Linked DNA regions of Homo sapiens: region 1 is linked to region 2. Evidence: chromatin loops called from intact Hi-C (ENCODE). Cell type or tissue: psoas muscle. All regions are shown on one strand. Links, peaks and the distances in the headings refer to the core of each region. The heading gives the core; the rest is flanking DNA.

The links. Hi-C counts contacts between places; a loop is a spot of excess contacts. Peaks named below come from ENCODE experiments on the same cell type or tissue, not always from the same donor. Only the 100,000 strongest peaks of a DNase experiment are listed, where the experiment ranks them.
Region 1: a loop joins it to region 2, with 2.6 times the contacts of the local background. A loop is called at or near these places in 2 of 110 quality-filtered maps.

Annotation. Positions count from the first base shown.
Region 1 is chr7:129,790,301-129,806,343 of GRCh38, reverse strand. No RefSeq gene overlaps it. Among named protein-coding and RNA genes, the nearest start is that of MIR183, 23 kb to the right of the region's middle. RefSeq lists enhancers at 3,168-3,667, 3,668-4,169, 6,121-6,732, 13,422-13,922. In psoas muscle, for the core only: no CTCF peak of the experiment used is centred there; a DNase peak (open chromatin) is centred at 8,053; H3K4me3 peaks cover 280 bases; H3K27ac peaks cover 1,410 bases.
Region 2 is chr7:129,733,921-129,749,963 of GRCh38, reverse strand. The region is part of intron 10 of NRF1 (nuclear respiratory factor 1); the gene reads right to left. Among named protein-coding and RNA genes, the nearest start is that of MIR182, 29 kb to the left of the region's middle. In psoas muscle, for the core only: no CTCF peak of the experiment used is centred there; DNase peaks (open chromatin) are centred at 8,723 and 10,343; H3K27ac peaks cover 4,632 bases.

The sequences.
Region 1 (16,043 bases), core at 3,550-11,549, 57 kb before region 2:
GAGTGGATTGCTTGAGCCCAGGAGTTCAAGACCAGCCTGGGCAACATAGGGAGACTCCATCTCTACAAAACAAATACAACAACAACAACAAAAAATCAGCTGGCCAGGTTCAGTGGCTCACACCTGTAATCTCAGCACTTTGGGAGGCCGAGGTGGGAGAATCACTTGAGGCCAGGAGTTCAAGACCAGCCTGGCTAATATGACAAAACCCTGTTTCTACTAAAAATACAAAAATTAGCCAGGCATGGTGGCATGCACCTGTAATCCAAGCTACTCGTGAGGCTGAGGCAGGTGAATCACTTGAGCCAGGGAGGTGGAGCTTGCAGTGAGCTGAGATGGTGCCACTGCACTCCAGCCTGGGTGACAGAGCAAGACTCTGTCTCAAAAAAAAAAAAAAAAAATTAGCCGGGCGTGGTGGTGCATGCCTGTAATCCCAGCTACTTGGGAGGCTGAGGCAGGAGAATTGCCTGAACCCGGGAGGTGGAGGTTGCAGTGAGCTGAGATCATGCCACTGCACCCCAGCCTGGGCGACAGAGCAAGACTCTCAAAAAAAAAATGTACTTTTTTCAAAAAGTTGCAAAAAATTATATAGTGAAAAGCAAATCTCCCTGTCCCCACTACTCCTTCATGCTCAGATTCCTTTCCTAGAGGCAGCTAGTAGGGATCGTGGCCTCTCTGAGGTCACACAGCAGGCCACTCCCACAGCCTGGGCTGGTCCCACCCTCCCATGAAGATGTGGTCTTCCCCACTTTCTCAGTGCCCTCGGCTGTCCCACACCCCCACTTCCTCCAACTGAGAGGCTGCCCTTCCTACACAGGCCTGCCCATCCCCTGGCTGGTGGCCTAATTCCTGGAGGCGCTTTCTCTGCCAGTGTGATATGAGTCCATGTAACCATGCCTTATCTCTCCGGGGAGAATTACAGGCTCTTAGGAAAAACCTCTGGGGCCAGCCAGGACCTTCCCACCCAAGGGCAGCTGCCGGAGACAGGCCACAGGCTCAGGACGGAGCCTGGGTCCCTCGAGAGACATCCCAGAGCTGCTGGGAGTGAAAGGTTTGCCAGGTGGGTGCAGGGGGAGAGGCAGGGCTGAAGGCCCTTCCCAGGAAGGTAAGAAGAGCTGCCTCCAGTCTCAGGCTGGATAAATGTCCCAGGGGTCCCCCCATCCCGCAGGCCTGCCCCCTGAGCTGAGGCACCCCCCCCACTCACCAGTGCTCTCTGGATCCACCCATCCTCCAGGCCTGCTTCATCCCCTAATGCCCCCACCCCCAGGAGCCTCTGCCACTGGGCCGTGTTGCTGTCACCACACACGGTCTAGCCTGCTATGGTCTGACCGGGTCCCCTCCACCAGAGTGACCCCCCACATTAGGGCAAGCAATGGGCCCCAGGACCCCAGAACATCAGTGCCAGTGACAGCCTCAGAACAGACCTGTCCACCCCCAGTAAGGAAACTGAGGCCCAGCCCAGGAAGGCCTCACATCTGCGCAAGGTGTCCTCAGAGGCCTCCCTGGGTCTTTCCTAACGCTTCCCATCCAGAAACCTCTCTATGAAGTGATGGTGGGAACAGCTAACGCCCAGGACGTTGAGGAGACATCGCTGGTTTGTGTTTCTCTTCATTTCGATGCAGAGCTGAGAACAAGGAAAAGTAGAGGCATTCAATGGCCCCAGCAACGTAGGGTGGAGCCTGGAGGCAGTGGGCAGCCGGGCTCAGATTACTGCCCCACTCTGGAAACAGGGCGCGGGGCCAGCAGGATCAGTGGCCATTACTAATGCATATGCTGGCTGGGGCCGAGCGGCCATCTCAGCCTCCCTAGCTGGGCGGCCCGGACAGGCCTGGAGGCCTTAGGGCCTGGGGTCGTCCCAGGGCCCCCTTTATGCCAGCCCTGCCTCCGCTATGGCTCTGGGGCAGTGCCGAGAATGACCTGGGCGGTGGGACAGTCAGCCCCCACAGCCTGAGGGCTCAGAGTCACAGGAGGGAGGGGTCAGGCCGAATCCTGGTCCGGTGCTCTCATGTGACATGATCCGCTGCCCCCAGATCCTCCCAAGACACATCTGTGCCCAGCTGCCTCCCCTGGCACTGATGCCACCTCAGATTTGAATTTCATCTTTGCAAGGGAAATGGCCTGTGTTCCTGGCAGGGCCTCCATCTGGGATGTCTCCTTGCTCTTCCCGGGGTGCTCTACCCAGACCCTAGATGGGTAGCTTGCTTTTCCCTAAAGGCAGGATGGAGACAATCCCCGGATCCTTGGGCACAGGGCTTTCCTGGGCTGGGCCTCAGTTTCCCCACCAGGATTCCTGATGCCTTCAGTTTTATTGATAGGTCTGTGTATGCCCTGCCTTGCTGTGGAAAGGACTTCAGGCATTTTGTACCTAACAACCCACTCAGTCTCCTGAGGTACGGAGGCCGATCTCTGGCCTGTTTTCCATGCGCGGTCACATGCTTCAGCACAGAGAGCTTAAGCGACTTGCTCAAAGCCAAACAGAACTCACCCAAGGTCACAGGCCAATCTCCTTATCGCCAGCCCAGGGTTCTTTCCACCGGACTTGTATACCTTCCCATGCATTATTTGCACCCGGCTGGCAGGGCAGTCATCGACCACATCCCTCGTCTCACTTTTCTGGAACATCGACACCGGCCTCTCTGCACTCCCTCTAGCTGCTCTTGACCCACTCCTGTGAGCTGGAGGACGTGAGTGTTTAAAATTCTTAGCCAAATCCTTACCCTCCGGAAAGAAGACAGCCAAATAATGTCTCTGTCCTTCTCCGGGGAGGTCTCATCCCTCGAAAGCCGCCTGTGTCATCCTCATTAGAGTCTCATTCTAAAGTCATTCATTCAGGTCCGGCCCAAATGCAAATATGACACATTCACACACACACACACACACACACACACACACACACACACACACACATTCACATTGCAAGAGCAGCTACAATAAAACATCTTTAATTCATAATTTGACATTTGTGATAATAAGAGCGGGAGAGAATGTACCTTTGCACCCTATATGAAGAAAAAAAAAAGGCTGGGTGAGGTGGCTCACACCTGTAATCCCAGCACTTTGGGAGCCTGAGGCAAGCAGATCCTCACCTGAGGTCAGGAGTTTGAGACCAGCCTGGCCAACATGGTGAAACCCCATCTCTACTAAAAATACAAAAAATTACCCGGGCAAGGTGGCGGAGGCCTGTAACCCCAGATACTCGGAAGGCTGAGGCATGGTAATTGCTTGAACCGGGAGGCGGAGGTTGCAGTGAGCCAAGATTGTGCCACTGCCCTCCAGCCTGGGCCACAGAACAATACTCTGTCTCAAAAAAAATAAAAAGTGTTGAGTAAATAAATAGCATGACTGTGAAAAGAGACATATTTAATATCCTACAAGAATCATATCCACTGGTTCAAGGTTGTCTTCCAGAGTTATGGCAGGGAGACCCGAGGACAGGAATCTGTCTCCTCAGCTGAATCCTGGCCTCCGAGACTCTTCGTATGAAACAGACCTCAGCACCATTTGGGCTCCTGCAGAGCACTTATGAGCTTCCTCTGTGTATGCTAACGGTGCCACACTTCCTAAACCCCAGGCTCCACTCCCTCCTGTGTTACCTACCAAGATGAAGAGCCCTAATTAGGCAGCGGACTCCAAACCTCCTCAAAGGCTGTGGGCCTCCCTGAAGTGCAGTTTGTGGTTGAGTGTCTGGCTCAAGCATCAGTTCTTGGTGCCCTCGATCATGGACAGGATGGTGGGGGATTTCTCCGAAATCGGGATATGTTCTGAAAGAGACACCCAGTAGGCTTGCACAGAACAAGGCTGCAGATACAGAACCTCTCTAAAATGCCAGAACTGACTGTTTCCGGGTGCTTCAGAAATAGACCTGACAACCCGAATGTCCACAAAAGGGAGTAGTCATAGGGATACTCCCTGAGAAGTGCATGCTTAGGTGATTTTGTCATTGTGTGAGCATCACAGGGTGTCCTTACACAAACCTAGATGGCGGAGCCTACTCTAATTCATGATGAGGTCTGGCTGTTTTGTCCAGGCTGGTCTTGAACACCTGGGCTCAATCTTCCTGAGGTAGGAGGCAGGACTCCACTCAGGAGGTGAAACTTGACTCCAGAGGCTGGGCTGGGACACCACACCGAATTGATTTGACGACTCTAGCTACAATAGAAATGGGGCGAAAGCACCTGCCCATATGACACACCCACAGATGCTATTGCAGTTTACTGTTGCCATGCAACAACCGGAAGTTACCACCCCTTTCATGGCAAGATCCCCAAGTTACCACCCCTTCCCATGGCAATGACCTGATGACCTGGAAGTTACCACCCCTTTTCTAGAAATGTCTGCATAATCTGCCCCTTAATTTGCATGTACTTAAAGGGAGCATCGGTAGGAGTGCAGAACTGCCTTTGACCATAAGTCACCTCATTAGCAGAAACTCAAGTGGTATGGAAAGGGCTTCTTATCAATAACAAAAGAGGCTTCCATCACTCAGAAAATTCCAAGGGTTTGGGAACTCTGTGCCAGGACCCAGGAACAAAGACCAGATATTTTTCATATTATACCACACTGCCCACGGCGCCACTGGGAATAGAGATCTGAAATTTGGATGGACACCATCCTGGAGGGACAGACTTGCCATCAACAGTTTATGGCTGTCGTGGACGTTGGGGGTGTGGGTGACATCCCAGAACACCAGCTACATTTGTTTCCTGAAGCTGCTATGACACGTGACCACAATGAGGGGCTTCAAACAACAGAAATTGGTTCTCACAGTTCTGGAAGCCAGAAGTTCAAAATCGAGGCAGGGGCAGGGCCTTCCCCACCTGCTGAGTGTGTCTGTTCCAGGGGTCTCTCCTGGCTGGTGGGAGCTATGGCAGTCCCTGGCGCTCCTGGTAGACGCGTCACTCCAGGCTCTGTCTGCACCATCACCTTGTCTCCTGCTCTGCTGTGTCCATCTCCCCGTGTGTCTCTTATAAGGACACTTGTCATCGCACTTAGGAACCACCTGATAATCCAGGATGACCTCCTCATCTCAAAATCCTTAATTTAATTACATCTGCAAAAGGCCCTTTTTCCAAATAAGGTCCCATTCACAGGTTCTGGGGATCCAGATGTGTATGTATCTTTTGGAGGACACCATTCACTCCACTACACCAACCTTGAAGAAGGAGAACCCAGGCGAGGACCCTGGCTTCCCAGTAGGGAAAGAGTCTGCAGGCACAGGGACGCTGTGGCCCGGTGTGACGAGGGCAAGGGTGTGGGAGACGGAGCTGGGAGGCATTGGGGTAATGATCTGCCTCTCTGAGGTCCTTCGACCTGGGGAAGTGGGAGTCTGGGTGCTGAAAGCAGAGAAGCCCCTTGGTGGAGGAACATCTTAGCAGGTTCCCCTACTTAGGTCATTGGAAGGCTTGCAGATGAGCACGTGCCTGGGGCAGGAAGGCCTCTTGTCCAGTTCTGATTCCCCAGGCCTGACACTGCTTTCCCAGAGAACTGTCGGGAAGAGAGTGTACACCCTGCCTCATGCTGCAGATGCTGGTCCTCAGGAAGTCCTGCTTAGCATCTCTCCTCATGCCCTCATGCTGCAGCCCTGGCAGATGGCCCCGTGTTGGGCTGGGAGACATAGGCACAAGGTCTTTTGTTTTATTTTTATTTTGGGGACAGGGTCTTGCTCTGTCATCCAGGCTGTAGTTCAGTGGTGCAATCTCAGCTCACTGCAGCCTGGACCTGGGCTCAAGCGATCCCCCCACCTCAGTCTCCCGAGTAGCTGGGACCACAGATGCATGTCACCATGCCCGGCTAATTTTTTATTTTTTTGTAGAGATGGGGGCCTCCCTGTGTTGCCCAGGCTGGCCTTGAATTCCTGGGCTCGAATGATCCTCCTGCCTCGATCTCCCAAAGTACTGGGATTATAGGTGTGAGCCTATAATCCTGGGCAGCAGAGGGTCTCTTGGAAAAAAACACACGTCAGGATTGGAGGCTGCTTCCCAGCTCCCTGGTGACAACTACGTGTCTTTGGCTTTGGGGGACAGGTGGGTGGGGAGGGACCCAGCTGCCACCTGGAAGAGACGGGCCAGTCGGTCTTGGAGCTTCATTCCCAGCCTCTGTCAACTTCAAAAGCAATTTCCTTTATTGCTGGTGCCATGGGCTGCAACTCTGGATGAGCGAATCAATGGCAGGAGCAGGTGGGCACAGTTAATACCTGTGTTCAGCTTTATGTTTTCTCAGTGGTAAACAAAGATAACCTGAACTCTAAACAGTCAGTTCCAGGCAGCCCGCAGAGCTCCCCACCCACACTCCTCTCCCTCATTAGATGATGGGCTCATTTGAGCAAAAGGCCTCAGAGCCCTTCCTGGACACCAAGACTAGGGCTGGGTGGGAGTGCAGGGTTCCAGGATGAGAGTCCTGGCACCCCGGCTGGTGGGACGAGCGACTCTGCCTGAGGAAGCTTCCTGCCACTCTCCCGGCCCCCCGCCTGCTCCAGCATCTCAGTGCTCCACAAGCAGACAGTCCTATCTCGCTGCAATTGCTGTGATTATCTCGTTACTCCTGGGGCCTCCAGGCCTGGCTGGCAGAAGGGCACAGGGGCACCTGGGCACCCCTACCACCTGCCCCCCATCCAGTGGGCAGGGGCTGCTTCTGCATCCTGCTGGACCCAGGGCTGGAAGCTGGGGGCAGCTCTCTGCTGGGTGGGCACCTGGGCCTGTGTTCAGTCTCCGGAGGCTGCTAGGGGCGGGGTCCCTCCCCTCCTAGCCTCCTCCCTACCCATGTCTCTGAGGGCAGGACATCATAACTTGGCAGGCCCTCCCTGGCTGACAGTGCACAGCCCCTCAGGGGGCGCCCCTGCAACACCCCAGATGTCAACCCCAGGCTGACCACGGGGATCCCACAGCAGTTCCCATGGGCTTAAGGGGTAAGCCCCCTAGTTACTAGGCTTTCGAACTCTTACCCCAAATGTGCTGAATGCTTTCCATACCTGGGCCTGCAAGGCAGGCACGTTAACCTCATCTACTCCAGGTAAGGAAATAGACTCAGAGACTGGTGGTGTGAGCCCAGGGCACTGAGGGGTTCCCTGAACTTTCCACCCATTGCTTTGTTTGACCCCACGAAGCCCCTTAAGGTGGGCACGCTTGTTATGCCCTGTGCATAGGTCAGGAAATGCGGTGCCTTGCATGAGGTCAGCCAGCCAGGGCATGGCAGCCACCATGGTGCCACGCTGCATGGACCCGAAGGAGGCTGATTTGAACCCCACCTCTCCGGCTAGGGACACCTGGACATTGGGCCTTTGACGCTTCTCTCAGCCCTGACCCCACAGTCAGCAAAAAAGTCAATTCTAGAAGCCGCCTCTATGAAGCCCCACATTCTCTCTCCCATGCTCACACCCCGCATCGTCTCTGGGATTTCCAGCTGTCTCCTCTCCTCCTGCCCTCGGCTTCTGTCCATCCTCACCGCCTGTCACTGCCGTCCCCCCACTGCCTATGGGATCACATGGAAAGCTCCTACCCTCCAAGACCCACCATAACATGACTTTCTGGGCCTCCTGCCCAGAGAAGGAAGGGTCTCGCCAACCCAGGCCGCTCCTCTCCCACCTCAAGCCCCGGGCCCATCCCCCAGGAGGGAGGGGTCTCCCCCATCCTCACTGGGGGGTCTGTCCCAGGTACTGCAGGAGGGAAGAAGCACTTCTGGCTGAGGATCAGAGAAGCTTTCAGTAAGAAGCAGCTTTTCAGGTGGGCCTGAAGGTGGGCTGGGGGTGGGTCAGGTGGGTGGGGGCAAAGCTGAGGTAGGAAGGCTGGCTCTCTTCTGCCACCCAGCCCAGCTGGCCCCAGGTCCCCAGGTATCAATATTGAATCGTCCATGTTTCTGCGGGTGCGGGACCCCTGCAGCCTGAGGTGGGGGGATGGCCAACCTCGAACCCGAGGACAGACAAGCAGGGCAGATCCCATCTCTCCTCCCCATGAAGAACTTTCTAGGCTCCCTAGGCAGCCAACCCACATCAGCTCAGCCCAAGTCAGCCCTCCTCAAGCCTCTGCCTGCAGCCAGGGCCCAGCGCCTGCTGGAATTATGACAGTGTGTTTTGTGTGTGTGTGTGTGTGTGTGTGTGTGTGTGTGCGCGTGTGTGTGCGTGTGTGTGTGTGTGCGCGCGCGCGCGTGCGCAGCTTCTGTAATATGAACCAATAAATGTTTTCGATTTGCACACCTTTGACCCGAAGACACCACTCATCAGAATGTATCCTAAAGAAATTCGCTCTTTCGCAACAGCCAGAAATTGGAAACTGCTCAGCTGTCCTTAGGATGGGCTTTGAATCAATCAGTCAAAGCCAGAAGATGAAACACTATGCAGCTGGTCATTGTCAACAGAATAGAATTTTCCCAAATGGGAAAAGGTTACGCAGTGAGAAAAGGAAGATACAAAAACAGTGTATACAAAATGGTCCCATTTTTTATTAAAACGAAGTGCACATTGGAAAAAAGATGCAGGAACCTGCAGCCGACGGCAGCCAGCGCTTTTCTGGGGTTTGCGTTGTCTGCCGTGGGCTTCCCTGCGATAGGCAGGACTTCTGTAATGGAGGCCAAACATATGTTTTCAAAGGAAATTAGAGAAAAAAGAAAAATAAAATCCCAAAGCATCCAACAAATTCTGCTGGGCCACACACCCAAGGCACACAGGCATGCGGGCCTGGCACCACCCCCAACACCCTCCCACCCCCGCCCCCAGCTTTTTCCCCAGCTTCTCTCACTCAGGTAATGTGATCCCCCCAGGGGAGGGTCTCCTTCCCCAGACTCCTCTCCATAAGGCCAGCCGTGTTTCCTGGGCCCAGGCCCAGAAGGGAAAGGCCTCCTCAGGCCTCGTCTGAGAGCAAAATTATCTCTGCTTCCCATACATGGTACTTCTGGAGTTGCAGTGGGTCTGCAGGACCCTCTGAGATTGGGAGGTAGAGGGGGCGCTCCCTGCCTCCCCATTGGTTAATTATTGTGTAATAAGATACGGAATTGGCTCCTGGCCGGCAGAGACAAAGAGAAGAAATATGCCTCAAGGGTGTCCCATTTCTGTGCACTGTGCTAAGAGCTTGACCTAGATGATTGAATTGAAGCCCATCATGCTCATGAGGTAGGTATGTTTCTAGCCCCATATTGCAGGTGAGGAAACTGAGGCTCACAGAGCTTAGGTAACTTGTTTAAAGTCACACAAGTCTGGGCATGGTGGCTCATGCCTGTAATCCCAGCACTTTGGGAGGCTGAGGCGGGCAGATCGCCTGAAGTCAGGAGTTCAAGACCAGCCTGGCCAACATGGTGAAACCCCGTCTCTATTAAAAATACAAAAAACTGGCTGGGTGTGGTGGCAGGTGCCTGTAATCCCAGCTACTCTGGAGGCTGAGGCAGGAGAATCACTTGAACCTGGGAGGCAAAGGTTGCAGTGAATCGAGATCACACCACTGCACTCTAGCCTGGGCGACAGAGCGAGACTCCGTCCCAAGAAAAATAATAATAAAATAAAATAAAAATAAAGTCACATGAGCCAGGAAGCCAGCACAGTGCTGGTCTCCCAGGCTTGTCCCAGTGGTGCCAGGTCCTAGCCCCTTTCCTGGGTCATCAGGGAAGAGGGAGCTCACTTCTGTTGCTTAGCTGAGGGCCGTGGGTGGGACAGGTCTGGTGAAGCCCTCTGTTCCCAGCCCTCGTCAGCTCTGCCACAGGCAGGTGGGACCTGGGAGCCCAGCCATGGACCGGCTGTTCCTGCTGCCTGCCCCTCTCCCAGGACAGAAGGGACAGGGCTTACCCCTTTAGGGCACGTGCCTGATTGCCTTCTGGATGGTAGAACCTGTTCCCAGGTGAAGCGGGCTCTCCCAGGTGGCTGGAGTGGGAGGGGCTGGAGTTTGGAGTCCTGGGTTTTCCCCATATCCAGGGAAGCAGGGACCAGTCCCCTACGCTCCTCTCACCCTCAGGGGACCCCCTTTGGCTGTGCAGGCTGGCCCTTTGGGGAGCCTGAGTCCTCAGCACCAGGTGTACTAGTCATGTTGCTCAGCGTCACCTTGCAGGACAGCAGGGAACGCAGAGGGAGGCTGAGGAGGGACTGTCTGAGGTAGACAGCAGGGGACAGGAGGGCGAGACTCAAGCAGACAGAAGTGAGAGAAACAGAGCCTGCAAGATCAGGAGCACACAGATTCACAGAGACACTCAAAGCTTGGGAGGGCGCCCACTGGGCACCGGCAGCCTCTGTGGGACATTTTAGCAGCAGGGACTGAGGGGTGGGCCAGGGGATAGGACCAAGGTAGAGTCACCAGACTTAGAAATAAAAATACAAGGCCAGACGCAATGGCTCATGCCTGTAATCCCAGCACTTTGGGAGGCTGAGGTGGGCGGATCACTTGAGGTCAGGAGTTCAAGGCCGACCTGGCCATCATGGCGAAACCCCATCTCTACTAAAAATACAAAAATTAGCCAGGCATGGTGGTGCACACCTGTAATCCTAGATACTTGAGAGGCTGAGGCAGGAGAATCGCTTGAACCCGGGAGGCGGAGGTTGCAGTGAGCCAAGATTGCACCACTGCACTCCCAGCGTGGGCAACAGAGTGAGACTCCGTCTCAAAAACAAACCAAGAAAAAGAAAAGTACAAGATTCCCAGTCAAACTTGAACTTCAGACAAATAACAAATACTTCCAGTATAAGTATATTCTGTGCAATATTTGGGACATACTTATACTAAAAATGTACTCATTGTTTATCTGAAGTTCCAATCTGAATGGTGTCCTGTATTCAACTGGGCACCCAAGACCCAGGGCCTTTTTCTTCAGCTGCAGAGGGCACTTGGAGGGCGTCTCATTGCTCCTTTGGGCCAGGGACGTCCATCTCCATGCAGCTGGGAAGGGGCCTTCAGTCCTGTGCACGCACAGTGGAGGCCAGGCCTTGCCCCAGTGTGGGGAAATGCTGAGCCCCCATCCCCCCGACCAGGACCCCGCCCTCGAGTGCCGGCTCAGACCTAGAAGCCACTCTGCACGACCTGCACCGCACTGTCCTATGGTCCTGGAAACGTGTCAAGGAGCTCGGGTGGGCTGAGGGACTAAGCCTGTGGGTTCCTCAAGGGGTGGGACAAGTGCCCAGAGGAGACACAGCCTCTGCTAAGGGTGTCCAGGGGCCCAGGCCTGGTGGGGAGTGACCAGGGAAATACCACCACCCCACCACCCATAGGCAGCTTGGAACAGCACAGAGTGCCCGGCTGGAAGGGAGCTCCAGCCCTTTGCTTTAATAGATGAGCATCCGAAGGCCTCCAGAGGCCGCTCAGGGTCTAGAGCCCAAGCCCTGGGGCCCTCAGGGCAGTGCTGTCTGCTGTGGTGTGGAGTGCTCCCTTACCTCGGTGGCCTCTGGCCATGACATGTGACTGCCCCTCATGGAGGTCTAGCATTTTCTTTCTTTTTTTGAGACGGAGTCTTGCTCTGTCACCCAGGCTGGAGTGCAGTGGCATGATCTTGGCTCACTGCAACCTCTGCCTCCTGGGTTCAAGCAATTCTCTGCCTCAGCCTCCTGAGTAGAGTAGCTGGGATTACAGGCACCTGCCACCACACCTGGCTAATTTTTGTATTTTTAGTACAGACGGGGTTTCACCATCTTGGCCAGGCTGGTCTTGAACTCCTGACCTCGTGATTCGCCCACCTCGGCTTCCCAAAGTGCTGGGATTGCAGGGCATGAGCCACCGTGACTGGCCGGGTCTAGCATTTTCTACTTAGCAAAGTTCTCTCCCCTCCTCTGTCCCATTTGAGGTGCATAGCCACTCCAGACAACAGACGGACCGGCCAGCACTGCCCTGGTGCACAGCTGGAAACCAAGGCACACACGTCTAGCCCAAAGTTGTACAGAGAGATGGTGGAAGAGCTCCAACCAGAAGCAGAACCCATCTTGGCTGGGGACAGAAGGAGGAACCCAGGGCAACGTGTTGCTCATTCTTCAGCCAGTCTGGGGTGGCCTGGGAGCCCAGAGCTCAGAATTCCCCAGTGCCTGCTGGGCTGAAAGGGATTACTTCTGACCCTCTCCATCACCTCAGTTTCCCCACCTGTGAAGTGGGTGGAACTACGCTGTCATCTCAGGCTCATAGGGGCCCAGAGAGATGCCCTGTTTGATTACAAAATGGATTAAAAGTCTTGGTGTACTTGATACAAGTAATTCTATCCTGCACACAGATAGTTTCATTGAAAAGCAGCCTCGGGTGGCCTTTCACCAGCCTCCCTGTCCCCTGCTCAAGCCCCTGCTGAATGGGCTGTGAGGGAGAGAGACAGAAAGGCGATAAGCTCCTCCTGGAGCCCCAGACGTATTGCTGCAGCTATGTGTTCCTACTGAGGGTTCCCAGTTGGGCAAGGGCTTCCAGGCTGGGCCCTGATCTTGCCCTGCTCCTGCCCACTTTGGGTGCTGGTCTCTGTGGGAAGGGCCATGGTGGCCCTGGCAAAAGGGCTGCAGGCCAGAGGGCAGGGTGCCTGCAGGACACAGGGAAACGCTTGGGTGCCAACCACCTGGCCACAGTGTTCCCAAATTCCACTCACACTGGGCACCGTTGCCAGAGCCTGTGTCTCTCAATGCGAGAGAATCCTGAGTGAAAAATGCTCAGATCTGGCATCTGGCCAAGACCTGGTCCCCTCATGTCCCCTGGACTATCAGGTGGAGGAAAAGTGAGTCAACCCAGGGGAAGCAGCCACGCTGCTACAAAGGCCACCTGAAGACTGTCCCTTGCCACATCACCACTGGCTGGAGGTTCCGTGTAACTCTGTCCCCTCCTTCTGTGGGGCTTTTGTTATTCTTTTTCCATGAACAGCTCTTTTTTTTTTTTTGACACAGTTTCTTCATTATTTTTTTTTTGAGATGGAGTCTCGCTCTGTCACCCAGCCTGGAGTGTGCAACAGCACAATCTTGGCCCACTGCAACCTTCGCCTCCCAGGTTCAAGCGATTCTCCTGCCTCAGCCTCCCAAGTAGCTGGGATTACAGGCGCCTGCCGCCACGCCTGGCTAATGTTTTTTGTATTTGTTGTTTGTTTGTTTGTTTGTTTTTGAGACAGAGTCTCACTCTGTCACCCAGGCTGGAATGCAGTGGTGCGATGTCGACTCGCTGCAACCTCCACCTTCCGGGTTCAAGTGATTCTTTTTTTTGTATTTTTAGTAGAGACAGGGTTTCACCATGTTGGCCAGGCTGGTCTCAAACTTCTGACCTCAGGTGATCTACCCGCCCGGCCTCCCAAAGTGCTGGGATTACAGGCATGAGCCACTGCGCCTGGCCCGTGAACAGCAATTCTGTCGGTGGTCTTTCATTGTCTGCTCCTCGGAGCCCTTCTGGAAGCAGGCCTGAGATAAACAAGCACATAAACGAAATGTGTCCCGGTGGTTTTCAGGAAGTTGGACATTCATGGAGCAGCATTATCATCTCCACAATGACCCCCTCTCCTCCTCCCCGGCGGGGGGCTGGGAACCATCATGCTGGTATCCGGGCCTCTGGTGAACTTGGCCAGTAGCAACCACAAGCTGCAAATGGCTGCTGTGTGTGGCCTGAGACAGGCACAGGCTGGGATGGCAGGGGCTGGACTGCTGATTTCAAAATGGTTGGAAAGTCCCCTGGACTAGAGACTGCTACTTTGGAGCAGAGCAGCTTTCTCTGTTGTTCAGCTGATGCTGTATTGGAATACAGCTCTAGAGTAAAGTTTGAAATTCATAGCTTTTGACCAGGATCTGTGACTGACACAGTCAGCCCAATGAGGCCAAGGCATCTCTAGAGCCCAGGATCTCAGGCTGGCTCCCTGCCCACTGGAAGCCTCTGGGCTTATCCAGGGACACCCAGGATTTCTCTCCTCATGTACAATGGACAGAGGGTCAGTGTGGCACTCAGACCCAGTTCAAATGCTGGCTCTACCCCATCCTAGCTGAGTAACCAAATTATTGAACCCCTCAAGCTTCCATTTTCTTTCTTTTTTTTATTTTTTGAGATGGAGTCTCGCTCTGTCACCCAGGCTGGAGTGCAGTGATGTGATCTCGGCTCACTGCAACCTCCACCTCCTGGATTCAAGCGATTCTCCTGCCTCAGCCTCCCAAGTAGCTGGGACTACAGGCGTGTGCCACCACATCTGGCTAATTTTTTTGTATTTTAGTAGAGACAGGGTTTTGCTATGTTGGTCAGGCTGGTCTTGAACTCCTGAGCTCAGGTAATTTGCCTGCCTCGGCCTCCCAAAATGCTGGGATTACAGGCGTGAGCCACCGCACCCAGCCTTAGCTTCCATTTTCTCATCCATAAAATGGCATAATAATGCTAACCTCACACGGCAGAGGTGAGGAATGGAAAGACCTACCCAATAAATGTCACTTCCCTCCTCTTGGGTTTTAAAATTAATCACAGTTCAGGAAAAGGAAGCCGTGTTCATTAACAAATCCCATTCAACGAACCCCATTCAAATTCATTCAACGAACATTTAATGAATGCCTACTATGTGTCAGACAGGTACTGTCAACTTATGGGCTTTGGGACCATCGGAGATGGGGGTCTGAGCTTGCAGGTAGTGAATAAAGTCAGGGCGAGATCTCACCCTGTGTGGTAATAAGGCATTTTGTACCTGGATTTTTTTTTTTTTTTAGACAGAGTCTCGCTCTGTTGCCAGGCTGTAGTACAGTGGCGTGATCTCGGCTCACTGCAACCTCCGTCTCCCAGGTTCAAGCCATTCTCCTGCCTCAGCCTCCTGGATAGCTGGGACTACAGGCATGCACCACCGCGCCCAGCTAATTTTTGTGTTTTTATTAAAGATGACATTTCACCACGTTGGCCAGGATCGTCTCGATCTCTTGACCTCGTGATTCGCCCGCCTCGGCCTCCCAAAGTGCTGGGATTACAGGCGTGAGCCACCACACCCGGCCATATCTGGATTTTCATGATTAAAACAGAAGATACAACAAATGTGAGAAGAGTCTTTGGGAGGAATATCTTGGTTTTCTAATCTCATGACTGAGAGCAACCTGAGTGAGGTGGCCAGGGGTCTTACAGGTAAGGTCAACACCACCATGTTAACAGTTCTCTAAATGTGGCTCAGCTGAAACTAAGTCGGGACTGGCTCAGCACCTAGGACAGGTGGTCTGAGTAAGTTCCTGCAGTTGCCCCCAGCAGAGTTAAGCAGGGCAGAGCGGACTCCATCAATCCCAACAAGAGAGGTGGAGGTCAGATGAGCCTCTCTAGGGACAAACGGAGGAGCCCGAGGAGTCTCCTCTGCTCTGCAGCTCACTAGCTGGATGGCTTGAGCAAGCCACTCAATCTCTCCAAGTCTCAGTTTTCTCACTCGTAAAATGGGGTTATCCTGAGAATCAGATGAGATGATGTCCATGAAAGCACTTTGTAAACAGCAAAGTGGTACTATGGAGGCCGGGAGCGAGAACGCTTGGGTCTGAGCCTTCATCTGCCAAGTGCCCTCTGAGTGAACTTGGAAAATGCACACTCACAGGAAGCCTCAGATCTTCCCACCCTTCAGAGATCTGAGGGGAAAATGAAAAAGTGTTTGGGTCCTGGCACAGTAGCTCACACCTGCAATCCTAGCACTTTGGGAGGCTGAGGTGTGCAGATCACTTGAGCTCAGGAGCTCAAGCCCAGCCTGGCCAACATGGTAAAACTCTGTCTCTACCAAAATACAAAAATTAGCCCAGGTGGTGGCGGGCTCCTGTAATCCCAGCTACTCGGGAGGCTCAGGTAGGAGAATCGCTTGAACTCAGGAGGCGGAGGTTGCAGTGAGCTGAGATCACACCCCTGCACTTCAGCCTGGGCAACAAATGTCTCAAAAAAAAAAAAAAAGGGTTCAGGGAAGAATTTTGTGCACCATGATCCATCTGGCCTCAGTTGAAGCTGCTTGCTTCCTTGGCTCTCTCTTGGCTCACCTGTGCCCAGTTTCCACAGTGAGCTCCGAAGTGCCTGGAGCCCTTCATTGTGGCGTCTCACTCTGCAACATTCCCCTAACGCTCCAGAGCCAGGCCTTTCTTCTGTCTCCCTCACACTCAGTCACACAGGCACGTAAGCCCATGAAAAGATGCTCACATCATTTGTCATCAA
Region 2 (16,043 bases), core at 3,996-11,995:
GGCACATACTTCTAATGTCCTGAAGACTTTAGTATTTCAGAGCTACACACAACCTTGGAGTTAACTCAGTTTAGTAAATACAACCCGTCTTTTTATTTGAACTCAAAAGTAAACATAAAAATTTTATTAAAAAAAAAAACCTCAACACAGATCAAAGGAGGACTGATTTTGTTCCCCAAATGACTGAGTTGATGGTAAAGTCAGGGACCCAGGCCTTTGATTTGGGAGTCTTTTTCCATATATTAGAATGTCCTTAAACACTTAACACCAGGGCCAGGAAGGATCCAGAAGGGAGAGGACTGTCCTCTTTGGGCCCCCTGCTGCTTTTCTTCTCAAGCTTCATGGTAAGGTTTATAGAATTGGTCAAAATGGAAAAAAAGTCAAAGGTGACTCAGAAACTTCAGGTGCCAACATAAAGATTTCCTCGTCAAGCAGCAGTTGGACCCAAATCTCTGGAAGAACTGGCTGCAGGACCATGTTTCCCTGTCAAGGACAATGAGGCCTGACATGGCTCTATTTTTTTTTTTTTTTAATGTGTATCATTCTTGAGCCAAAATGGTGAAACATGCTTTTCCCAAGTCTCCTCTCTTCCCAAATAAATGGCAATAACATTCTTCTAGTTGCTCAGGCCAAAAGCTCTGAAGTCATCCTTTACTTCACACATCCAATGCACCAGCTGATTCTCTCCCTTCAAATACAGAACCCAAATTCAACACTTTTCCCCCTGCCTCCCTGGACAGACACTACCATCTCTTGCCTTCCTTTGTAATAACCCTACTTTAGCGCCTGCCAGAGGGATCTTTTAAAACTTCCGTACAAAGTGATGCCTCTCAGATCACATTACATGGGTGGCAGATGATGATATCTATTCATAAGCCTGGCCTTGCACGCTGCAAAACAAGGGGCCATGAGGTTTTACAGTGGTCTGTCTCTGATGGTGGCACCAGGGGAGCACTGTGGTAGACCACGGGCACCAGTGAGATTTGCTTTAAAGGTTAGGGTCACAGTCTTGCACACTCTGGATTTATCATTCATGAGCCAATCTACTCTATTCCAGATCTCTCCTGGGGCAATGAGTTTCATCACTTGCCTATTGTGTAATGAAATTTACACACATAAACATATGTGCATGTATCCGTGGAAATGGAATTTATTTAGTTATTTTGAGGGACTTTATTTTTCCCAAGGCTAACTTCTTTCAGTATTCAGTATTATTGGATGAATAAGTATGTTTATCATGGTTAACATCTTAAAATATTGTTTGGCAAAAGCCATCCCATCCCATCAAAAACATTACTTTGCTTTCTCCTATCAGGAAAATAAAGTCTAAATAGCTAATAGTTGAAGGAGTTTATGTAGCCTTTCCTGCTAACACCCTACACTATCCCCTCATTACAATCACATGTGTCCCTTGGATGCCATGTGAACTTCCTCAGGCAGGTCTCTCTGTCTGGAATTAGGCCCTGCCAGTCTCAGGCCAGTTCTTCTAGCAGTTTCCACATGGTTCATGGGGTTGCCTCTGAGGGGACAGCCCACCTGGTTTCTCCCTCCTGTGACTTTATTGCCGCCACCATTCATTTGGCCCCAGGTATGTGCTGACCTGTTCCCAAGGAGTTGCTGCTTTTCTGTCTATAAATCTGCATGCTTGCATTGTTGGCAAGACTGTCTTTTTTTTTTTTTTTTTTTTTTGAGACGGAGTCTTGCTTTGTTGCTCAGGCTGGAGTGCAGTGGCCTGATCTCGGCTCACTGCAGCCTCTGCCTCCCAGGTTCAAGTGATTCTCCTGCCTCAGCCTCCTGAGTAGCTGGGATTACAGGCGCGCACCACCACGCCCGGCTAATTTTTGTATTTTTAGTAGAGGTGGGGGTTTCACCATGTTAGTCAGGCTGGTCTTGAACTCCTGACCTCGTGATTCACCTGCCTCGGCCTCCCAAAGTGCTGGGATTATAGGCATGAGCCACCGCGCCCGGCCGAGGACTGTCTTTTAATGTTGAGCAACTTGAACACAGTAGGTGCTCAATAATTGAATATGATATGAAAATGTATCATTGATCATACTCTTCATGAATTTCAGAAACTTGATGGTAGTCCCTTTAGTCTTGCCCTCCACAGACCAAACAGCCTTAACACCTTTTACTCTGATTCAGAATGAAGTCGAATTTTCTCCACAACCATTCTCATGGTGCTGCAGATCAGGTGCATTTTATGTGAGAAAAAGTAGGCTGTTTATTTCCATTAAAGGCTTCCCAGTCAGAAAGACCTACATGTGAATCTTGGTTCTGCTGTTTAATGGCTTGTGAGCCTGTTTCCTCATATGTAAAATGGTGATCACTCATCTCACAGGGCTGCTAAACTAGATAGATGGGATGACACATTAAAATCTATTACAGTGCTTGGCACATAGTAGGTATATAATAAATGCCACTGCTTTTCAAAGATGACTTTGAGTATGAAGTTTGATGGAGTCTGGCTGGGGTCACAGATGTTAGACTAAAGCTCTCGGGAAACAGAAAGAAAAGCAGAGACAACACAGATCTCCTTTCAGCAGTGATTTTCTCCTGCCAGGAAGCACATCATTCACCAAAGGCCTTCAAAGATGTAAAGATTAAAGATAACAGCCATGAAATCAGGGCAGATGGACTGGCAGGCAGCTTCCCTTCTGAAACACAGTGATGGTCAGAACTGGCACTGCACATGACGTAGATGAAGTGGTTGCTAATCGAGTGCACTGGTCAATAAGCAACCAGGCAGAACCACTCCTCAATATTAAGAATGTGAAAAATACAATCAGGGCAGTATGATGTGATGTCATCACCCTGATACATTTCTGAAGTCCTCCAGAAACTAACAGACTTGAGCCAGGCAGAGCACAGGGCTGCAGGGCTGTTGAAGTTATCCAGCACCATAGCTGGCCCTCCTCCCCTCACCCCACGACAAGATAGAGCAGGACAGACAACCTGAGGAAGAATGGGCCTTTCATTTGCCCTCACAGTCTGGGAAACCTTTGGGAATTGTTGTTTGCTGTAACTGAATCTTTCAGCCTGAAGGCCTTCCAAGGTGGTCATGGAAATATCTTTAGTTGGGAGAAAAATATTGATGGCTGTTGAGAGAAAAAGAGAGAGCTAAACAAATAATAAACATGACAGTAGGTGGAAAAGAAATAATTCTTAAAACCCAAAGGGAAATTTACATTACGTAATGCCTTCTTTAGTTTATGAACATGAACGCTAACCATGTACATCAAAGAAATACTGGCCCAAATGGGAACCGGGACCATGATTAGAAAGGAGAGGAATACGTGAGTAAGAAATTAAATTCCGGATTATATTGCTTGAGTTTTTAAGGAGCCAGCAACGGTATCTATAGGTGTTTCTAGGGGTGACAGGCAGGAAGGAAGTCCTTTAAAAATCTTCCATTTACAGGCCTGGAAAAATATTTACATCAGTGGCTGACGTCTAAGGAAAGCCACTATATGAAGAAAAACAGGCATGGTATGTGCCAGTATAGAAGTGGAAGAAGATAACAGGAAATCAGTAAAGAAGCTAGTCTAGCAGGCAGACAGCAGTTAGACAGGCTGAGAATACCAAGGACTAGATGGAAAGAGGACATATGTAGGGCAAGAAGAGGAAGGTCATGAAGAGAATGTCAATATCAAACAAAAAGGAGGTCCAAGTAACCTCATGATAGTAGGGCAAACGGGGAAGAGAAAAAGCATTTCTTTCCCAGTGGTTCTGTTTCTGTTCTATTAGCTGCTTTTGGGACATTTAATCTCCCTTTTCCGTGTTTCCTAAGTCCAAGCTTTTGGGTACATTTGGGGGATTTATGGATTAAAATATGTCTTACATCTGGCAAGTACTGAATATTCTCATGAAGCCAAGAGCAGCCTCACAGGTGCCTTGGTGCACAGGGTGCTTTTCAGCACTCAAAGAGTTTTCTTCTCTCTTGCTGGACCATCTCAAGACTAAGAAAAACTGCTTTCTGGAATAACATTCAAAGGAGTGACTCTGGTTGAGACAGGCTCACTCTATCTTTTGCCTGCTTTTGCAGACCACCAGGAAGCTTTTCATGCCCCTCATCCCATAAGCCAAATATTAAAACTGAATTCATTTTTACTTTATTAGTAAATATATCTCAAGACCTATTTTGGAGATACAATGTCATGATTTCCTCTTGAAATTACTGGCAATGCCCAGGAGCGTTATGAAACGCTCTGTGTTTCAGTATTCAGAACCACCATGGTTTATTATCCTGAAAATTGAGCTCCCAACGTGGGGATGAACAAGCTAACTGCAAGGCCTGTTGACCCTGCCAAGAAGGCTTTAAACTGAAAATGGCAGGAGAGAAAGCGTTCTGCTGAAGCTTGTGGAATATGCACGTGCTCTGGAGCAGCGGTCCCGAGCATTTTTGGCAGCAGGGACTAGTTTCATGGAAGACAGTATTTCCATGGATGGGGGGGGGGTTGAGGGGGATGGTTTGGGGATGAAACTATTCCACCTTAGATCATCAGTTCACAATAGGTTCGTGCTCCTATGAGAATCTGATGCCGCTGATGATCTGACAGTAGGTGGAGCTCGGGCGGTGATGCTTGCTCACCTGCCACCCACCTCCTGCCGTGCCAGGGACTGGGGACCCCTGCTCTGGAGGACATCTGATCTGACTGTACAGAGCAAGGCAAGGGGTACCCAGTAAATTCCCAGAAGAAATCACTAGGAAGAAGGGTGGGAACAACACTCAGGTTGAAGTCTGTGTCCCAGAGGATAGATCATGGCAATATGCAGAGTGCACCAATATTTTAAAATGGAAAGTGGAGCCCAGATGACAAACCTCAGAAGAAGAAAGTCACCAGGAGCCTGCAACAGTCAGGTGCAGAAATGAACAGCAGGCCCACTCAGGAGTTACTCAGAGTTAGGAAGGGAGATTTATTTATTTTTCTGTTATTATTACTTTCAAACTTTTTTTTTTCTTCAAACTTTTTATGATGGAAAATGTCAAATAGGCACCAGGAGAGGGAGGAGTACAATGAACCCCCATGTGCCTGTCATCCAGTCCCTGCCTCTTCTATCTGAGCAGGGATACGCTGAGGCAAGGAAGCTTCCAAAGATGTACTCGTGACTTTTCATCCCCTCACTCAGCATAATCTGTAGAGCACCATTTAGGAAAAAAACCACAAAAAAACTAAAACTTTTTAAGAGCACATAAAGGGCAGAATTAAATTTGCTCTAGGCAGTGAGACACCTGAAAAAAGCAGATCAGTAAGTGGAAATAGACAGTAATGGGGCTTTAGAGTAAGATGGAAAGAACTCTATCCCAATAAAGTTCATCTTCATCAAGTTTTTCTCCTGCTTTTCCTATCTGAACTGTACTTAGCATAGCCAAATTGTTAATGGGGACAAGTTCTTTATAAAAGAATCCCAACTAGAGGTGGGAGGATCACTTGAGGCCAGCAGTTCGAACCTGTAGTCTGGGAATAGCCACTGCACTCCAGCCTGGGTAATGTAGTAAGACCCTGTCTCTTAAAAAAGAATTCCAGCTAATAAATGAAAAGGAAACATTTAACACTAGAAAAATCAGATAATCAATGGAATCAATGGTTACTAAAACTATCAGGTGACCGAGTGAGGGGGACTGCACAGTAGAGGAATCCCACCATCCAAGCAGGAAGCAGCGCCTGGAATGACAGCCTCACAGTGACTCTATCCTCCAGCTGCTTCCTTCTTTCCCCAAAGATGAACCCACCTGTGGCTTTGTCAGTCAGGATCCACTTGCGACCTGCACGATCTGCCATAAAGAGGCCTGACAATAACACAGAACTGTTAAAAAAAAAAAAAAAAAAAAGCACCGGGCAAGATGGGCCACCAGCCCCGCTGCGGCGCTTGCAGCCTCCCATGCACATCTGGTGCAGGGTGCACAGCCTCGCTCCTTCCACCCGTGAGGAAAGCCTTCGGCAAGCATGCCAGCACCAAGTGCTAATGTGCACTTAGACCACCAGATCTTAGTTCAGTTGAAGGGAGAGGAGGTCATTTCCCTCATATTTCCCCCTCGCCGTTGGAATTTGTGATGTGATTTTCTTGTAGCAGACTTACCTTCCTAATTATGTCTTCTTTAAGCTAATATGAAAACTAATTTGTATTCCCTAAGTACCCAGCAGCTGGGTCGGGGGGCAGAGGAGATGGTCCAGGCTTACACTGGCTCGCTCAGAGAAATTGCCCAAGGATTTAAAATGTGTCACGAGTAATCTGCGTGACAGATAATCTGTAGGTAACAAGTAAGAGTTGACTATATTCACATTTGTAAAACCAACAGGCCACTTCTGTATCTTAGGACCACTATGAGGATAAATAACATCATGCTTACATGATTTAAGTTCTTGAGAAAAAAAGACACTGTCTAAATTTGAAGTAGTATTGTTATTTTACGTGGGCTTTCTCCAGGAGTCAAAGCAACTGTGTAGTAGCTACTAGACACAGACAAATGGAAGAAGCAAGATTAAAGGCCCTGTCCTTGGTCCCAAGAGTTGCTGAAAATGGAAAGTGTTGGCAGCCCAGCGTTCCACACCCAGCAGCATTGTCCACACAATGCACAACTTGTTTACACACTCTTGGCCCGAGTGTTCACATGCCCTCTTGTTTTACTAAGGTGCTCCATTTAATGAGAAAAGGACTGTCTGGTCCAACAGCAGGGCTGTGAAAGTTTAATTAGGAGAAGGCCAAGGAGAAGGTCAGCTGAAAGTGGACATTCCTAAAATTAAATTTCCTTTTCATTGTTATAATTCAGGTTTTTTTTTTTTTTTAAACAAGGGGTAGGAGTAGGCAAAGGACATGAAATCCTTGGAGAAAAAAATACAAAAAGGTGAAAAAGAACACAGTCTAGGTAACATGGCTGGAAGGAGTTGTTCCAGAAACATTGAGGCAAATTTCATTTTTTCCTTCCAACAAGCCTGCAATAGAAACTCCCAGGCTTCCTTAAGCAGCCGAGGCATTTCAAGAGGTTCAGACCAACCTCAAACAGTGTGGTCCACTGGAGCTTCCTGTGATGATGGGCACGTTCTGTTTGAGTGCTGTCCGACACAGTGGCTACAGAGTGCTTGAAATGTGGCCAGCGTGACTGAGGAACTGATTTTTAAATTTTATTCTGTTTTAATTAAGTTTAAATAGCCAGAGCACAGCTCTAAAACCTTTCCAGAGCTTCCAGTGTGCCAACTCCATATCATAAACGTGCCTCCGACAGACAGACACATACACTCACACTGTGCAACACTCTTAAGAGTTGCCTTTGTTTAAATGGAAACTCAATCTAAATTGGATGCTTTGTATTCACCTAAAATATAGATTTCTGGTATTTCCCTTATTTAAGTCACAGGTTCTTTCCTTTACTGCCATACCTCATCAACTTATTTTAACACCCTCCAGCCCCTCCCCCACCAGGCCTCTGCATGAGAAACTATCAGCATGTGAGAGCAATGCAGTGTAGGTATCTGCATGTTACAGTGCTACGGGAATAAGGAGAGGATGGGCTGGGCAGAGTCGGAAGACTGCTGGACGCCTCTCTAGCGAGCCAATCTGATAGCATGGTCTTTGTAGTCTCACTCACAGCAGTGTCTCGGTTTCCATATTTAGACCCCTTCAATGATTCTCAGATGCAATTGCTAGGCTTTATGATGGCAAAGTTTTTTGTTTTTTTTTTTTTTTTTAATCAATTTCACTTAGAAAATCCCATTTAGGCTCTGAAAATCTCTAAATTGGGGCCTTTCTAATAATGAAGATTTGGTGTAATTATAATGTCACAGGCAATTGTGCTGACAAAGCAAAACCAGTATGTCTCCTTGCCAGGCCTTTGCTCTCAGTCTGACCAATAGGAGGAGAAAAGAGGCTTTGTCAGGAGCAGATGTGCACTGGGAGGCCCCAGGAAAGCAGATCTGTTGAATGAAGCAGGTGCCACTTAGACATTCACTTCACTGACTCCAACCACAACCTCCCCTTCATTTGATATCCTGCTCTTGGCAGAAGGATGGAGAAAGAGCATCGCACAAAGAGGAAGCATGTTTATCCTGTTCAGATTACTGCTTCTGCCAGGCTGCTGCTGCTGTTGGGTTCTGCACATTTGCTCTTTATTAAGCAAATGTCAGAGCTGGGTGCTGGCAAGTGAATCCCTGTATTTACACAGGTAACCTGAGAGCCAGAGGGCCCCAAACCATCCTGGCTGCGAGGGACAAGCTATTAGAGTTAATAACAGTGCACTGGCATTCCTTCAAAATCCTAATGGAAGCATAAATAAAAAGAGGAAAGTCCCCTTTACCCAAGAACCTGAAAAACTTTATAAGAATTTTTCCTGTTCTAATATTGTGATTCCTGTGTGAACAGTGATTAATGCCCTTTTTACATGCTCAATTAAAACCCACTTTGCCATCCATGTATTGAATAGAAATGACTCCAATTAAACTTGTCCAATTATGGCTCTGGATTTGGTATGCCAGAAAAAAAAATCCCTTTACAGAATAGCGCTCACAATGACAGGCACAAGATTCAGTCTTGGTTTATAAGGAGCTGGAATAATCTAAGACCAAAATCTGCCTTTACATACAAAGACTCCGAAAGATCTGCGGACCTAAAGGGAAGGAGAATGAGACAAAGAAGCATGTAACTTGGCCTTGAGGACACCGTGGATGGAGAGGAGACCACAGTCAGTGGTGTCCATCTGCCAGATGGCAGGGACCTTGGGAATCTGTCCGGAAGCCCTGACCTGAGTTGTCTGCTCGGAATGTCCCTGGCTCAGATTGGTGTTCTGTTCATAGGATGGTGTGCTGGCTCATTGAGTTTCCCCAAGCTGAGAATACCCAACACAGGCAGACCAAAGAGTAAATGAATTTGCATCTATTGAAGTACAGAAAAACAAAAAAAAGAGGACATGAAGGTATGCCAAAGGGACTTGATTCCTTTGGGGCCCTGACATGTCGACTAGAGGTATCCAGTCTTTCACATGAAAAGTATCTAAAAGCTACATCTGAAGGACATGGTCATGGCTTAGATGAGCACTAAGAATAAAGAATGACAGCTACTGGCCTATCATCTCATTGTAAAGGCCCTCTGTGTCTACTTTTGATCTGCAGTCTTTAAGCCTTCAAATAGCAGAGCTTAGGTTAGCAATTCCTGGCATATAAACGATGAATGCCCGAGGCCACCCCAGGTTATAATGGTAGAGAGAGAATGACACATCCCCTCTGGATGTGCAGACTACACAAGGAACCTAAACCCGCAAAGAGGGACAGGAGATACTCTCATGAGGCAGTGCTGGTCTTTCTGAAGGTGTCCACAGCTCAGCATCTCTGCAGGAGGCAAAGAAAAGCACCAAAGAACCCTGGCAACTGGAAATCCCTCCAGCTACGGGGGGTATGCCTGAGGAGTGACAGAAAAGGCCTGGTAATTCTAGAGAAGAGAATCTCAGTATGCCTGAGGGATATGATGGGACTTCCACCAGGAACACAGGCTTCCCGAAGTAGGGATCCTTGTGGGAGATTCACTACCACCTCTCTGCGAATGAAGACTCACTGGCCCTGGCCCTAAGCATATGTGCCAGAAGTACTAAGAGTGAACCTCTGAAGGTTACTTCCCTTCCCATTCGGTGTGAGTGATTAATCATTATAATGGTAATAATCATAACAGCAGTTGTAGCAGTGGTAGTCAACAGTTACTGCATGCCTCCAATGCCCCAGCCAGTAAAGAGAGTAGGACTATAGTCTCTGCTACCCCGCAAATTAGTGCCATCAACACATCTCCCAGGATGGGGGAGATTGGGGAGTCAGGAAACTGCCACCTCTTTCCAAGAGCTATTTTGGAAGGCACTTTGGACTTCAGGAGGTCATTATGAAGACAGAGGAGGAGGACACGTTTGAGAAGTGAAGAATCACCACTGAGCTGTCCCTTCCCCTCCTCAACACCATGAAAAGGTTGGGTGAGAAACACACATGGGGCAGAGAACTGTACCCCTCTTTGAGTGTCTAGAATCAAGAGCCCCAGTGAACAGCTCTGTGCTCCCATTTTTCAGCAGCAGCTCTGTTTCACTGTGAAATCTGGAATTCATGCAATAGTCATGGCTCCTGTCAGCTTTGTGACCCGTCAGGCTTCAGATATTTGATCTTTTGGCGGGCTACTATAAATCCATTACAGCACCTGGCTGCAGATACCTGTAGCCTAGAAGAGAAACTTGCACTTGTGAGGAATCCAAGTGGAAATATGCACATGGCCTGAGTCATGAATAAACTCACTAGGAAGTGAGTCTTGATGTCACCACTGTCTCCGGTCTCAGGTTTTCCTGCTTGGACTCTGCAGTGCATAAAAATAGATCAGTTCTCCTCGCAACCCTCCCACCCTGCTGTTTACTGGCTGCGGATTACTGCAGTCACATGGGTAGATTTTTTTTTTTTTTTTAAAAGCAAAGCCATGCTGTTTATGAGCTGAGAAGGTCACTGGAAGACAAAGCTCATGAAGTATTTGTGTTGTCCTCCCCTGTACAGAGAGGGTACAACTTGCCAGGAGACCACAGTGTTATTGATATAGCCCTTAGATCAGCACCACCCAATAGAACTGTCTTCAGTGATAGACATGTTCTGTATCTACACAGTCCATTAAAGTGGCTACTAGGTACATGTGCCTGTTTACATTTAAATGTGAATAAATTATAATTAAATTAAAAATTCAGTATCTCAGGGCGTATGTGGCTATTCAGCACTTGAAATATGATTGTGACTAATAACTACCTTTTACATTTTATTTCATTTTAATCAACTTGCATTTAAATTCAAATAGCCACATGTAGCTAACAGCTATCATACTGGACAGTACAGATTTAGATGTTAGGTTTTGGTATCATGTTTTTATTTGCCTCTGCTAAGATTTACCGTGAGTCTTTGACTTCTAAAGTGAGTAAAACATAGCTGCCACCATTCTTTAAAATAATCCTGCAAAGGAGTCACCACACCAAGTACTAGCATAACCAGATGAATAATAAAGGCCATGATTTTCATTTGTATTATGCCTTCTTTACTTCCTAGGTAGGCTAAGCTGGCAAGAGGGAGTGAAGGGGAAGAAGGGAGTTTCATTGGGCAGTAGAAAGAGTACTGGAGATCTGGTATGATTTCCAGTCTTACTATTTAAGAGCTGACAGATCCTGGGCAAGTCCCGGTTTTAGCTGCTTCTGAACAGGGCTCAGAAGATCTATTCTACTCAGTTTACTGGGTGAAGGTAGAATAATGCAGACACTGCTTAGCCATTTGCAAGAAGATGATGGTGGCAGTGGTGGTGGTTGTAGCAGTAGTAAAAAAACAAAATGAAAGAATGGACAATGAAAGGAAAAAGATGAAGACCCTAAATAATTATGCTCAATGTGTATAGCCAAAAGGCAAAATTACAGCCGACTGAAATGGTTATTTTCCTGGTATGACATCTACCAACATGCTTCCCAGAATGAAAACGATTCATCTTAGAGAAAAGTTAGCTGACTTAAATGGGAAAGTCCCTGTCTGCAAAGAAAGCCTATTTCCCAGGGGGGCGTGTGGAAGACACTAAGAGACACTGCTGTCCCAAGGTGCTGCACCACATACAGTTCCCAGGAAAAGCCGCCGGCTCCCAGCTCAGCTGGAGCCACAGGCAACGCTGCATACTCCCCTCACTCCTCTTCATTTTGATCCACAGCTCACAGCTCTCCTTATATTACAAGAAGGAATCTTTTCAGGTCTAGGACTATCCCCTCCTCCCCCTCTATTTAAAAAAGGCCTGTGATTCCAAAGGAGAAACAGTTGTAATACACATGAATCTTCATTTGCTTTTTCTTACAGAACAGGCGATGCCTCAGCGCAGTCTGAGACCAGCACTCTAGTGTCTTCATTTTCTCTCAAGGCACTCTATCAACAAGGGAGTGGGTGGAAAAGACCATTTACCTTACAGGAGGGCAGCCTAAAAATCCACAGCTACCAGCTGTGCTGCTCTTTGGGGACCTTGAAGATGAGAGGCTTGTATCCTGGGACTCACAGCTCACACAAAAAACAGTTGCTTAGGGGCTGCCTGCTTCAAGTCCTGAGGCACTGAGCTTACCATCTTTGGATAAAAGCTACAAATAGTATCACAGTGTCATAGAACACAACAGCACTTTTAAGGCTATTATGCTTATGGTGACTGAAAACGCACTCTTACACTAAGACTATTTAATACATTCATTTATTTAAACTTTAAAATAATGAGGCAAAAAGTGATTTAGTACACACTGGAATAGCACATCAGCAACCTTTTTGGGGAGAAACAATAATACAGTTCCTAAATTAACATTTACATCTCAGTGGACTCTTGTGAGAACAAGCCCATATACTGATGTGTCCAGGGAACAAGGAACACAGAAAAAGGTGGAAGGAGATGTGTTTTACAGTCTAACATGTGGAGGATTGGCATCATCCCTCTCATTTTTAAAGAGTTGGAACAGTGGGACATGCAGTAAGTAAAAATGGATGATGGTGGTGACAAAAAGGAAAAAATGGCAAAAGCTACCTTTCATGATAGAGTTGAAATACAATGCATCTGTTGAGATTTGAAGACACATTGTGCCATTTTAGGAGTAAAAAGGCCACACTCATGACCGCAAACTATGTGCAGAAGAGAACAGCAGCCCTAGACAAAGGCAAGTGATAGAGCCTTTAAACAATGTCACCTTGTATTTTCTTCAGTCAAGGTTACAGAAAGGGCTTCTAATCTAGTCCCATTTTTACAGCATCCACCTCTGCAACATACATCTTCATCTGCGAAAGGCAAGCATTCGGATCCGTCTTAAAGACAGGAAAGCAGCGTCTACATAGTACTGTGCACTCCAACATATGTGAGGAATGATGGAGAAGAAATTGATGCTGACAGCTAAAGAATTTTATATTTATGATGCATCCCTGTGCCAGGCACTATGCTAAGAACTTGACAGGAATCATCTTGTTTAATGCTCACAACTTCCTTCTGAGTACAGAACTATCATTATCCTAATTTTTACAGTTAAGGCTTAGAGAGGTTAATTTGCTTGCCTAAGATTACAGAGCTTGTTAGAGGTTCAGCTTTTAGGGTCTCCAGCTCTGCGGGACCTCCCCTCTCCATTGCTCCTCCTTTTACTCTCAGTGCTATACCAGGTATCTACAAAGTTAAATGATCCTCACCACCACCTTCTGTAGCAGAGGTTCTTAACCTTTTTTTGTGGGCTGGAGATGAACAGGGGTGGGGGTGGGGGTGGGAATGCCTCTGGTCTAGTTACACATTCAATCAAAGCTAATACCCTCCCTGCTGCTAGCGGAGGCAAAGAAAAAAAAAAAAGCTATAGATACCAAAAAAAAATACAAATACCTTTGTATAGAATTTCTCAGGGTCCATAGACCCCAGGTTAAGAATATCCTATTGGGCTGGGCGTGATGGCTCATGCCTGAAATCCCAGCACTTTGGGAGGCCGGATCATTTGAGGTCAGGAGTTCGAGACCAGCCTGGCCAACATGGTGAAACCCCATCTCTACTAAAAATTTAAAAAATTAGCTGGGCTCTCTCAGGAGGCTGAGGCAGGAGAATCGCTTGAACCCAGGAGGTGGAGGTTGCAGTGAGCTAAGATTGTGCCACTGCACTCCAGCCTGGGCAAGACAGAGTAAGACTCTGCCTCAAAAAAAAAAAAAAAAAAAAAAATTCTATTGAGCATTGCTGAGATTAAATTCTGCTGAGAAAACATACATATTTTAAAAAGTTTTTAATAAGGTCAAAGAAAACAGGGATGTGAAAAGGTGAAGATTGTCTAGTGTAAAAAGATAGAATGTTTTTCCCTAAAGAAATGTCTATATTAATTTAATTTGGCAGTTGGAATGCATAGTAAAATGTACGTTTGTTTTACAGCACAGTAAGGCAGGGTGGGGTCTTATAATTTTATTTTTTTATTTTGTATTTTATTTATTTATTTTTTTGAGACGGAGTCTCGCTCTGTCACCCAGGCTGGACTGCAGTGGTCTAGGCTTACTGCAAGCTCCACCTCCCAGGTTCACGCCATTCTCCTGCCTCAGCCTCCCAAGTAGCTGGGACTACAGGTGCCTGCCACCACGCATGGCTAATATTTGTATTTTTTAGTAGAGACGGGGTTTCACCGTGTTAGTCAGGATGGTCTCGATCTCCTGACCTCGTGATCCATCTGCCTCGGCCTCCCAAAGTGCTGGGATTACAGGCGTCAGCCACCGCGCCCGGTGGTCTTATAGTTTCAGAAAATATGACGTTGAAGTCTTAAGGTGGAACCTCAGCAGCAAGACTGTTGCCAGGACCAGCCCAGAACGTGGGACACGCTACCCTGAGGATACTTGCGAAGGGCTGTTCCTTCTCTAAGTGTAATGACAATGCCTTGTCATCAGCTTTAATTTTTATTCTATTTTATTTTTATTTTTTATTTACTAGGAAGTCTCACTCTGTCAGCCTGGCTGGAGTGCAGTGGCACAATCTTGGCTCACCGCAACCTCTGCCTCCCGGGTTCAAGCGATTCTCCTGCCTCAGCCTCCCAAGTAGCTGGGACTACAGGCGTGTGCCACCACGCCCGGCTAAATTTTATATTTTTAGTATAGACAGGGTTTCACCATATTGGCCAGGCTGGTCTCGAACTCCTGACCTTGTGATCCGCCCGCGTCGGCATCCCAAAGTGCTGGGATTACAGGCGTGAGCCACCGCACCCAGCAGCTTTAATTTTTAAACAGCCCTCCAGTCCATTTCTCTTCATTCAGAACATGAGGAGGGAGGGTTGAGACCCTAGTCTTAACCAGGGCAGCATAGGTGGTTTCTGAGTCTTCAGTGCTGACCAGCGGAGACAGATGTGCTCTTCAAAATCTCTGGGGGACCCCAAGCAAGGGCTGTAGGCAGAGCCAAGTGGAAGACCCGGTGAGGAGCTGGGGAAACAAATAAGCCAATAAACTCGCTCCAGGCAAAAATGAACACGCCCCTGACCCTTTCCCCAGGATCCACAGCCCTACCACCTTGGTCTCAACTTTGTTAGAGACAGGTGGGAAGGCTGAAAGAGTCCTGGCCTAAACTGAAGGGCAGCAGGAAGGCTTGAGCAGAGGCTTCTAGGAGCTGATGAAACAACTCGTCTGCTGGGGTTCCTTCCTTCTGAATATCATCTACTTCCCCTTAGTTTCCCTGGCTCTAAATAGCACCCGTAGCCCACCACCCAACTCCAGTCAAGAAGACACATTCACTAATTGCAAAGTACTCTGCTCACTGAAAATGTTTAAGGCTGACAGCCAGCCAATGATGAGTTCTGCAACCGGAGAAGCATACAGACCTGTCGGCTCCTCTGGCCAGCAAAGGCAAGCCTGTGTGTGTGCAGAGGGAGGGCTGCTGAGCCCGGGGCACTCAGCAGCATGAACCTCCAGGGTACCCCTACAGCCCTCGGAACAGCTGGGCAGATGGGTGCTGTGGCTAAACTAGACTAAGGCAAGCAGCCTCTGGCAGGGGTGGGGAAAGGTTTGACATTTCCAAATTTATTTGTTCAACAATGGTTATCACCCTGTATTTGTGGAGTCTAGGCAGGAACCCAGAGCTCACATCAAAGGGAGACAGTGTAGTACAGTGGTTTGGAAACAAATTGCCTGAATTGTCTGCCACTCTCTATGTGAACTTGGTTAAGTTACTGAAACTTTCTGTGTCTCAGCTTCCCTATGTGTTAAATCAGTTTAACAGTGTTTACTCATAAAGTTATCATGCGTTTTAAATATAATGCATGTAAAACACTTAGAATGCTTATACATAGTAAGATTATGTAAATTTTGTTAAATGAATAAAATAATGATACAACAGGATTGAGAGACAGAATGCAAGGTCAACAGCTGAGAAGTATGTTGATGTCCTAGGTCAGAGAGCTCCACAAGTGGGGTATGCCTTGCTAACATCTTTTTTTTTTCTTTTTTGAAATGGAGTCTCACTCTGTCATCCTGGCTGGAGTGCAGCGGCATGATCTTGGCTCACTGCAGCCTCGACCTCCTGGGCTCAAGGAATCCTCTCACCTTAGC